2 separate regions of the Mus musculus genome follow, and region 2 is linked to region 1. Evidence: chromatin loops called from intact Hi-C (ENCODE). Cell type or tissue: heart. All regions are shown on one strand. Links, peaks and the distances in the headings refer to the core of each region. The heading gives the core; the rest is flanking DNA.

Evidence for each region. Peaks named below come from ENCODE experiments on the same cell type or tissue, not always from the same donor. Only the 100,000 strongest peaks of a DNase experiment are listed, where the experiment ranks them.
Region 2: it touches region 1 in a loop (3-fold over the local background); 3 of 42 quality-filtered maps call a loop at or near these places.

Annotation. Positions count from the first base shown.
Region 1 is chr10:91,167,619-91,172,997 of GRCm38, reverse strand. It overlaps Tmpo (thymopoietin), which reads left to right and starts at 1,379. Exons shown (of 4, transcript NM_011605.3): 1 at 1,379-1,960. The coding sequence starts at 1,685. In heart, for the core only: a CTCF peak has its summit at 2,290; DNase peaks (open chromatin) are centred at 1,217 and 2,237; H3K4me3 peaks cover 4,692 bases; H3K27ac peaks cover 3,169 bases.
Region 2 is chr10:93,011,855-93,017,233 of GRCm38, reverse strand. Cfap54 (cilia and flagella associated protein 54) reads left to right here. Exons shown (of 68, transcript NM_001347060.2): 20 at 623-799. Among named protein-coding and RNA genes, the nearest start is that of Gm40739, 60 kb to the left of the region's middle. In heart, for the core only: a CTCF peak has its summit at 2,590 (motif pointing right); no DNase peak of the experiment used is centred there.

The DNA of each region.
Region 1 (5,379 bases), core at 112-5,111:
TGCTTAAATTTAAGGCTTTTTTATAGAACATAATCTAGAGCTTAAGACACTGAGGGAATGATTAAGAGACTCTGAATCTGAGGTCAGCTGCTTCCTCTCACGAGCAGTGTCCTGAACCATTTCCTGTGTAGACATTCACATTGTTCAAAACCCTAGATACATTGAAACACTATACATGCTTTCATTCGCTTTTTATTTTTGTTTTTGTTTTTTTTTTTTTTTTGTTTTCGAGACAGGGTTTCTCTGTGTAGCCCTGGCTGTCCTGGAACTCACTCTGTAGACCAGGCTAGCCTCGAACTCAGAAATCCACCTGCCTCTGCCTCCCAAGTGGTGGGATTAAAGACGTGCGCCACCAACGCCCGGCTCATTAGCGTTTATTAACTACACATCTTATTGCGGACTTTTTACATAAATTTAACTCTGATCATGTTCGCCCATATATGTAATTTGTTAATAGGAAACATTTCTGGTCAGTATTGTGTTCCAGAAAACAGAACTGTGGCACATTTGAGACGCTAACTTGAATCAGCAGCATGAGTTTTACAGGGTTCCTGGCTCCCTCTAAAATTAAAAAATTAGTATGCACCACTACAGGCACATAAAGTTGAATACTAGAGACTTTCTAAATGTTGCGTTTCATCTTGTTCCATTACCAAACATTAGGTTTGATGAAGTTAGGGGAAATCCTTGGTGCTTGGGGTGGGGGTCTTAACCTAGACGGCTTAAAAATACAAAGAAGGCATTTGTTTTAAGCCCCAAGAACTATGGAAACCAAAGGGTTTGGTAAAAGAAGGCAAAGGGAGACTTAAAAATGCAATTTTGTAACAAACTAAAGCTGTATGGAAACCTTCAGCTGTGGAAGTCTGGCTTTCCCTAGATTCCAGACAAAAGAAGCGTTTGCGAACCGAGGGGATTTGACTTCCTGCGCATCCCGCACCACAGCCTGTCTGGTTTTCACGCTTCCCCTCCAGGGCCAGCACTCGGAGGGGGCAAGGCCAGTCGGCCGCCATTCTTCAGGGGGGCTCGGTGTCCCGGGAAGGAGCCAGGCCCGGGCAAAGGGTCCTCAAGAGAGCTGGCGCAGAACTCCGCCCGTCCGAAGGCGATCGAGGCCGGGACGAGGCTTCTCCGGTGCAGGGGGCCAGGAGAGAGGGAAACAGCGTGCAAACCCAGTACCGCCCATCCCTTATCAGCGTCCGAGGGGAAGGGCGGAGAGCCGAGGAAACAGCGGGCCCCGCGCCCGAGCTCCCGCCCGAGCGCCTTTTAAACTGCGTTTCTGCACCTCTCGCCCTGCGCCGCGGCGGCTGGAACCCGCGCGAGCCGCCCAGCCAATGGGTGGCGCGCTTCCTCCGGGCGCCCGCCAATGGCGGCGCGCGTTCTTGGGGCGTGCGCGAGCCAGGCTCCCCCCACCCCACCCCACGCACTAGCTTGTGTATGGGCTCGGCTCGCTGCGGGCTCCGGGTTCGGCTGCACTTGCTCCCCAGTCGTGCGCCAGGGGCTTTTTGTGGCGGGGGCCGGACCTGGGTTTTGTGTCCCGAGTTCTGTGCCGTGCCCGCGGCGCCGCTCCGGGGCAGGGATCTCCCGAGGCGGCGGGCGCAGCCCCCGGGACCAGCGAGCGAGCGCGCCGGCGTGAGCAGCGGCGGCGGCGACTGTGAGGGGCCGGGGAGGAGAGAAGGAGGGGGACGAGATGCCGGAGTTCCTAGAGGACCCTTCGGTCCTGACCAAAGACAAGTTGAAGAGCGAGTTGGTCGCCAACAACGTGACGCTCCCGGCCGGCGAGCAGCGCAAGGACGTGTACGTGCAGCTCTACCTGCAGCACCTCACGGCGCGCAACCGGCCGCCGCTCGCCGCGGGAGCCAACAGCAAAGGGCCGCCCGACTTCTCGAGCGACGAGGAGCGCGAGCCCACGCCGGTGCTCGGCTCCGGGGCCTCCGTGGGTCGCGGCCGCGGCGCCGTCGGCAGGGTAAGGCGAACCCCCCCGGGGCCGCGGAGACGGGCGTTTGGCGGCCGCGGCGCGTGCTCGGCGGCGGGGCTGGCCCCCTCGCGGGGTTCCCCGTGCCCGCGGCGGCGCCCCGATCGCGAGGCCGCCGGGGAAGGCGCGGAGAGGGGAGTCCTCGGTGCGAGCCGCCCCGGCTGTGCTGCTTGGCTGCTCGGGCCGGGTGCACGGTCCGGAGTGGGTGTAGACGCGGCCTTCCGAGCCGTTTTCTAAAGCCCGACAGGCTTGGCCCCCGGCGCGCGAGGTGAAGTTGTAGCGTTTTCCCGCTTTAGCGCCGAAGTGACTCGCAACAGTGTCAGAGCGCTCCCTGGAGGGCAGTTTGCGACATAGTCATTTCTGGCCTTTTTTTTTTTTTTTTTTAAATAAAGGCATTCCCGCCTTTTTATGTTGTTGACTTTTTTTTTTTTTTAAACAGATGGAGGGCTTTTTGAACCGTTTTGTTTCCTCGCGTGTCATATTCTTCCAGTCATCAGGCCCCGCCTTAAGTGGGTTTGCTGTACTGTAAACGGGACGTTTTAAGTACGTTGCATTTGGAAAAGTTTGTTCCCGTAGACATCCTGGAGAATCCCAGCTAGTGAGCGTTTTGTTTTATCGTTGTAAGATTTTTGCTGGAGGAAGTAAAGATCCGGAAGCAAAAAGAAAAGTTTATGACATACTGATGTATCAGTATTTGAATTTGAATGCCTCAGGCCAGTGAGATGTAAGATGCGTTCCTGCCGGTGTGTATCATTTTGCCTTTTTTTTTTTTTTTTTGGTTGCTGGCTTTTTGGGGGTACGTTTTAAATAGTATTTTGTAGGTTTATATTTAGTTAACAGAATTCAAGTCATTAAAAATTAGTTATGAGTGTTGATTTGGAGTGTTTTAAATCTTCGAGAAGCATGTGAATGTTTTGACTGGTATCGCGGTTTGCCTCTCGTTTTGGTGCTGGGAATTGAACTCAAAGCCTCTTTTTTGTATGTACTAGCCGGGAACTACACCTCAAGCTGTTTGCTTCTTCGAAAGTTTAGAGTGTCTTGCGATAATTTAAAAAAAAAAGTGGGTTGTTTCCTGACTGCTCGAACAAGAGTGAAAGTTACATCAAACGCATGTGTGGATTTAGTTGAGAAAACTTTTACCCTTAACTTTCAATGCCTAAGTGTTTTAAGATTGACACAAATCTCGGGGCGGTGGTGGCGCACACCTTTAATCCCAACACTTGGGAGGCAGAGGCAGGCAAATTTCCGAGTTCGAGGCCAGCCTGGTCTACAGAGTGAGTTCCAGGACAGCCAGGGCTACACAGAAAAACCCTGTCTCGAAAAAACAAACGATTGGCACAAATCAGTGTCTAGTAAGCATTAGCCCCGTGAATTACAGCGTCGGGCACCTGTAATCCCTGAGTCCATGGCCGTCCTCGGCTACTTGAGCTCTTGCCTAAAACCAAGTAAATATTGACCAGCCTACTGTCTTTGGTGTCTCCTATTTGTGGATTCTGTGGGGGCAAACATACCATGTTATTGTTTGTGTGTGTGTTTGAAGATTTTTTGTTGTTTGTTGATTGGTGTTTCTCCTGCATGTGTCTGGGGGGTGCCATATCCCCTGGAACTGGAGTTGAGCGTCCATGTGGGTGCTGGGAATTGAACCAAGGTCCTCTGGAAGGGCAGCCAGCTTAAGAACACTGGGGCCCCCATGTTACTGTATTTTCAATTCTACAAAATAATGGGTTTCCTCCTAACTTTTTACTTACCCGTGTGTCAAGTTCCCCCGTGGCTCCCAACCCCTTTCTCCCTTCACATTAGTCCCCTTGCACTCCCTTCAATTTTACATGTCATGTATTTTTTCCTAAATCTAGACCCAGCATATTAGAGTGTGTAGGTAGAATATTTATTTGTCTTTGGAAGGGGGATTGAGATAGGATGTCCTGTGACCCTGACTGTGCTTGAATGCACTGTAGCCCAGGATGACATTGTCTCTGATTCCCGGGTACTGGGATTGTGGGTATGTGCCACCATGCCTGGGTCTGTGTGGCAAATTTCACTTAACATAATCTCCTTTCATCCATTTTTGTACATGGCATGATTTTATTCTTTATAGCCAAGAAAAACGCCTTTATGTATATATTTACATTTTCTTCAGTGATTCGTGTAGTGGCAAAGTCCCATGCTTTTTGTGGGCTAAAGCCATTCAGGGGGCTAGGGAGATGACCTGTCATGAAAACACAAGGACCTGATCTCCAGCACCCACATAAAAAGCTGGGCACACCAGTGGCATGTCTTTTTTAAAGATGTGGAAGACACATACCTGTACCAGAATGTGAACACACACAGACAGACACACACACAACCACTTTAAGTAAAATGTAGTAGCTGATAGGGCTGGAGAATGGCTCAGTGGTTAAGAGCACTGACTGCTTTTCCAGAGGTCCTGTGTCCAAATCCCAGCACCCACATGGTGGCTCACAACCATCTGATGCCCTCTTCCCTTGTTTCTGAAGACAGCTATAGTGTACTATAAATAAATAAATCTTTAAAACAGCAACAACAAAAAATTGCCCAGCAGTGGTGGCTCACTTGGGAGGCAGAGCCAGGCAGATTTCTGAGTTCTAGGACAGCCAGGGCTACACACACAAAACAAAACAAAACAAAACAAAACAGGAGAAAAAAAATTGTCATATTTCCTCTTACCAGCTCAACTTACATGAAAGATCCTTCCTTTTTTGTGAGCACTTACTATGGGGCTAGGCCGTACAAGAGTAGAGGACAGTTTCGGATGCTCCAGAAGGAGCATTGATGCCCAGCACTTGGTGGAGACACAGTTCTTGCTATATCCCTTGGATGCTGGCTCCAACCCAGCTCTTTATGGTGGGGGCTCTTTCTCTCAGTGGGTCTCATATGATAGGTGTGTATTCTCCACCTGCACTATTTAAATCTTTTTAAATATAAATGTCTTGATTGGACTCAGTGGTATCAACTACTCGAGAAACCAATATTGGAAACAAGTACAAGAATAAAGTGAGTTCTGATTTAGGAATTAAATTACCACTTTAAAGTGCAGCATAGGGAAGGTATCTTGAATTTCAGAAGAAATGTAGAACATTTTTGATTGCTTGTATAAAAGTTATTCCCCTGTTTTTTTCCTGCCTTGGTCGCCTGTGAGCTAGATAGTAGGATGTTCCACCATGCCCAGCCTTCGTGAATATTTTTAAATTAAGGATAATTCCATAAAAGGATATGATTGTTTCATATGTATTACCATCATAGAATTCTACCTTGAATGCATATGATGGGTCCTGTGGTATGGGGGGGGGGAGATTTAGGCGTCTAGTTATCTGTCTTGGTAGCAGTATTTTTAGGTGTTAAAATCACCTAGATAGTACACACAAGAGCACACATTTGTGGGGTTGGCAATC
Region 2 (5,379 bases), core at 170-5,169, 1.8 Mb before region 1:
TTCTGCCTATGATTATCGAGACTAAAATATTACTATTATTATTTTAACTAGTGTTATTAGTATTGCGAGGAAGTTACACATCTCTGCTGATGCAGCTCATCTGACTTTAAATATGGTTTAGCACTGATAGTTTGGTATTGTCTCTGTATCAGAATCACAGAATTGACATCTTGATGATATAAACTCCCAAGGACACTCCTTTGATGAACCACATGTATCAATAGTCTTTATTTCTTGAGAGTCACATTGCAAGTTGTACTAAGAATAGGATTGTGGCTTATCAGTGCAAATGCAGGTATCTGTGTTATGAATTTTCAAAGCACAATAAAGTCTGATGGTAGATATTTTGTGGATTTAAAGACAAAATGCCCCCCATTAATAATATATGGCCATTGCATTTAGACATACGCGTCTGTTTCCATCGAAGACGTTCATTTAGTAGTCTTTTTTTTAATAGTCCTACAAACACCAGCCCATGATCCATAGTGACATGTGTATGTATGCCTCTGGGATTCAAGAAACGGTATATAGAAAGAGAGCGTTTACCACAAGAGAATTCTGCAAATATAGAAAAGGCTCAAGCTCCTGAAATGTATTTTTCTATTTTCACACTTCGTTACAGGAAGCGAATGCCTTAATTGAGAAGGTCGAAGCAGAACAAAATGCCCTATATTCCTATCAGAAGTTCTTGGGGAGCTCAAAAATAAAGAAGAGCAGAATTCCTCCCCCACCCATCCTGCTGGCCCGGACTCACTGCTCTGTGACCCTGAAGCCCGCGCCGTTCATCTCAGAGGTTAAGGTACCGTGCCCTCCCAGGTGCTGCCCCCACGCCACACGACCTAAGCGCTCCCGTGACTATAGTAACCCTTACCACTGTCGCTCTCAGGACCCAAATAATCTTACTTATAAGCACCAAACACCAGATATTTAGTATTTTCATGTCTTATCTATACTTAATTTATTCATGATATTCTCCCTTTATGAATTGTCTTCTAAAGCTATGTCAAACACACGGGAAGAGAAAAAACAGTTCCCTCTGTGTGCCTTTGTCACAGTGAAACTGTGCTCAAGGTAGAGAGCTGAAGCAGAATCAGACACTGGAGGAGGCTGTCTCCTCCGAGAGCCAGCGTTGGGGACAAAGCAGCAGGACACAGAATTTGAAGGTTGCAGGTCTAGAGATTCTGTGTATATTCTCCCCAGGTCATTGTGGAAACAAGAGACAATGGAGATGTCTCTTCAACTGCAAATCTTTCAGCATTTATTAGAACGAGCCTCATCTCCCATCCCCAAGTCCCGGACTCGGCCTAAATGGGAATACCTCTTGGGATTTCATTTCCTAACAAGAAATCAGCTCCAGCTAGTTTATATTTTAAATATCGCTCTTTTAGGCCCCCTTTGATGTTGGGCCACAATTCATTCCTATCTTTGATTATCTTTAGGGCATTTTGCACACAGAGACTTTGAAGTCAAGCCTATATAAGTTTACAATTCTAGCTCTGCTGCTAACCCACAGAACAACTTTACAAAGGCCAAATACAGTTTCAAGCTTCTCGTTTGTGAAGCATGTTTTTTTTTTTTTGTGAAAAGAAGCCAAGTGAGGGAGTGCTGGAGATGTGTGCAGTTAGTCGAGAGTTTGTCCAGCACCGATGAAGTCCCTGCTTTGTCCCTTCAGCCGCACAGACTAGGTGTGGTACCACAGGCCTTTAATCTCAGCGCTTTGGAGGTGGAGGCCGAAAGATCAGTTCCTGGTCATCGCAGGCCCCACAGCAAGCTCGCAGCCAGCTCGAGACATTTAAGAAGAGAGAGACTGAACTAATATATAACATTATTAACATTAGCCAACGACTTTCATTTACTTTTATTAAGCACATGAAGTAGAATTTATCAAAACAATTACTGGAGTTATATAGTCTGGATTGCATTATTTTGTGATTTTTTTTTGTTAATTCAATACAATGAGCTTTTCTTTTCTTTTGAATGTCTGTCTGCTGTCAAGTTCTGTGTGAGTTAACAGGCACCAAGTTAAACACGGGTGCGATGTGACTCATTCTTGAGAGTGATTTTTAGATGGATGGAATGGACTTTAGCTCAATGGGCGTGATCTTGTAGATGGACGTGGTGGACTTTAGGCGGATGGGCGTGCACCTTCGATGGATGGTTGTGGACTCCCTTGAGAACAGTTTTTGTCACTTCTTTGTTATTCTGTCTTTTGAAATTGGAGGAGAAATAGCATTTATCTCACATACGACTGCTGCTGTGAGGATGTTTTAGGACTAGGAGTTCAATTTTGGAGATTTTGGAAACCTGTGCTAAGAGTAAGGCTTCGCTGGTTTTAGAAAATTAGTACAGAACGAGGGTTATGCTATTTAGTGTTTGTTTTCAAATATTTTGGTTTAGCCCAAACCATTATTTGTTTTCAGTATTACTATTTAGTGACAGTTTTATCGTATGTTGCATGAACATAGGAAGACATTAGCTCCTTATATTTGACTTGTAGCTCTCGTGCTTTTTAAAGGCACATATATAATAACATTTATGTAAATTAGTTATTTGGAGAATTGGTTCAGGAAAGTTTGCCCGCTGCTTCCTCTCTATGACCACTAGGTGGTGCTGTGGGCTCATGTAAATTTTCTGGCTTGCTGGTTTGGCCATCTTTTGTCTCTGTGAAGCCTCCTCCTAAGCCATTACTTCATTAAAATCTGTTTCTATAGTTGCAAATGCTAATGTTACTTACATTGTCTATAAAATCTTATTTCCAAAGTTAGTGATTTGTTCACACCGTCTCTATTCTTATGTAGATTCTAATTACACATTGCTTCTTTGTGTTACACAGACTGGGAGCAAAATAAAAATATAAAATCTGCTTGTAATAATGCTTTTAGAGAGAATTTGCTCTTGGTTTTGTGTGGTATAATTTAGAGCAATAACAATCTGTCATGCAACACAGTCTTTCTGCACCCCGCCGGCTCCACTTCCCCCCCCCCCCCACGGAAAGTGTACTCTTTCTGTGTGGGTAAGCAAGGGATGCTAAGTCCGTTATTTCTGAGTTTGTGTTTCCTTTTCTTTCATCTGACCTTTACCTTTGTCCTCCAGCCTCCAGCCCCTCAGCTCTCTTCTTTCTCTCTCCTCCTTCCTGCTCATGATGGCTGGCACTCTTAATTAGTCACATGTATCATAATCACCTGAGAGCCCTTCTCTGGAAGCACAAAGGATTAGACAGGTATACCAGAAAAACCTCACTTGTTGAAGCTAGGCAGCCTTGGGTAGCTTGGCTAGTGGTCATTTTAGAGAGCATTCTATTCTGTACAAACTACTCTTTTAAAAAGCAACCTAGAAGCTGGGCAGCGACTGCCAACAACTTTAATCCCAGCACTCTAGAAGCAGAGGCAGGCGGATCTCTAATGAGTTTGGGACCAACCTGGTCTACAGAGTGAGTTCTAGGACAGCAAGGGCTACATAGAGACACACTGTCTCAAACAAACAAACAAACAAACAAACAAACAAACAAACAAACAAACTAATTAACAAACAAACAGCCTGGAGTGGAATCGGGTTGAGAGCCACTCATGGAGATAAGATGCCAGTTCTTGCTTGAGTCAGTGAGTTTTCTTCAGGTTTTCTTGCACACAAAGGTTGTACGAGTCTCAGTGCCTCACCTCTCTCCCAGCCCCTGTTGATTTCCTCATGTGTTTATGTCACATGAACGTCTTTTAGACGCGATCCCTTTTCTCATCTTGTCCCCTCAAGATGAAGCTGTCTTTGGCATTAATGTCTGGGTCTGTTTGCTCTGAGTTAAAATGCTCTGGTCTTTCTGCATCTCAGTTCCTCAAGACAGTAGCAGTTCCATCTCAAAGGAATGGAGTGAATATTAGCCGCAGGATCTTTGACAAAGATGCCTAACACATACGCTGGAGAGAATACAGCCTTTGCAAGCAAATTGTGTGGGCAGGACCAGGGGTCCATATGAAGAAAAATGAGACCAGAGTCTTAAACCTTGCTGTAAAAAATCAATTCAAAATAAGTCAAAGATCTTAATATGGCACCTGAAACTTTGAATTTTCTTTGGGGGAGGGCGCCTCAATATCTAGGCACAGGCTGTATTTGAAGAAAACTTTGTGGAAAGGACTGGGATAGCTCAGGCCAAAGAAAGATTTGACAAATGTGATTGCATGACATTACAGAACTGTGTACAGTCAAAGATGCAATCTGGTGAAGAGGCGGTTTATAGAAGGAGAGAAGTCCTGGCTAGTCATGGCACTGACAGAGGCTTAATGTTTAGATTATATAAAGGGCTTAAGTTTGGGGCTGGAGAAAGAGTGCAGTGGCTAAGAACACTTACTGCCTCTTGCAGAGGACTCTGGCTTGGTTCCCAGCACCCACACCAGGTGGCTCACAAATGCCCATGCCTCTAGAAATGGACAGACAATTCTCAAATGAGAAATTGAAAGTAGCCAATAATCATATGAAAAATGTTCACTATTCTTAGCCACTTAGGCAAGCCACCTAAAGCAGTGCTGAGATCCCGCCTCATTCCAGTCACAAGAAAACAAATAACAACAAGTGCTGGTGAGGATGCAGGCAACAGGAGCGCTTACACACTGCTGGTGGAAATAGAATTAGTTCCCGTTTCTTTGCATGGTGAAAATTAGGGTCAAAAGTCCCCAGAAACAAAAACACATTGTTACTGTATCACCAAGTTCTGGGCTTGTAGCAGGCAGACATTAAGGGATGCTTACATGCCTATGTTTTTAGCCATATTCACAATAGTTAAGTTTTGAACCTGCCTAGGTGTCCATCAACAGACAATGGGTGAAGAAAACAGAATACATCCATGATGAAGTTTCACTCAGCCATAAAAAGAATGACTCATGTTGTTCTTTAGGAAAATGGCAAAGATCATAAGAAAATGAATCAGACTCAGATAGACAACCAGTGCACGCGTCTCCCATTCTTAAATTCCAGCTTTTCTGTAGACACATTGACGTATGCATGCATGCAGGCTACGGGAGCAGAGGGGAGACTGGGCGAAGGAGTGAGAGCAGTAAGAGGGGAGGAGAAAGTGTGAGCGTGGTCACAGTGCATGGGGTACTTGTCTGAAATGTCTCTGTGGGACCCATCACTGTGTATAGCGGATATCGAGGGAAGCACATTCCAGCTTACTAATGTCAATCAGCAATAGTGATTAAAGTAGGCAATGATGTGGGCCTGGGGGTGGGCGTGGGGAAGGGCTCGGTAGGTAAAAGCGCTTGCTAAGCATACGATCTGGGTTCCAATCCCCAGAACGTATGGAAAGGCCAGGCATGAGAGTTTGTAATGCCAGAGTTCCTATGTGGAGCAGGGAGGGTGAGCTGGGAGGAGCGCTGAAGGCTCGTGGGCCAG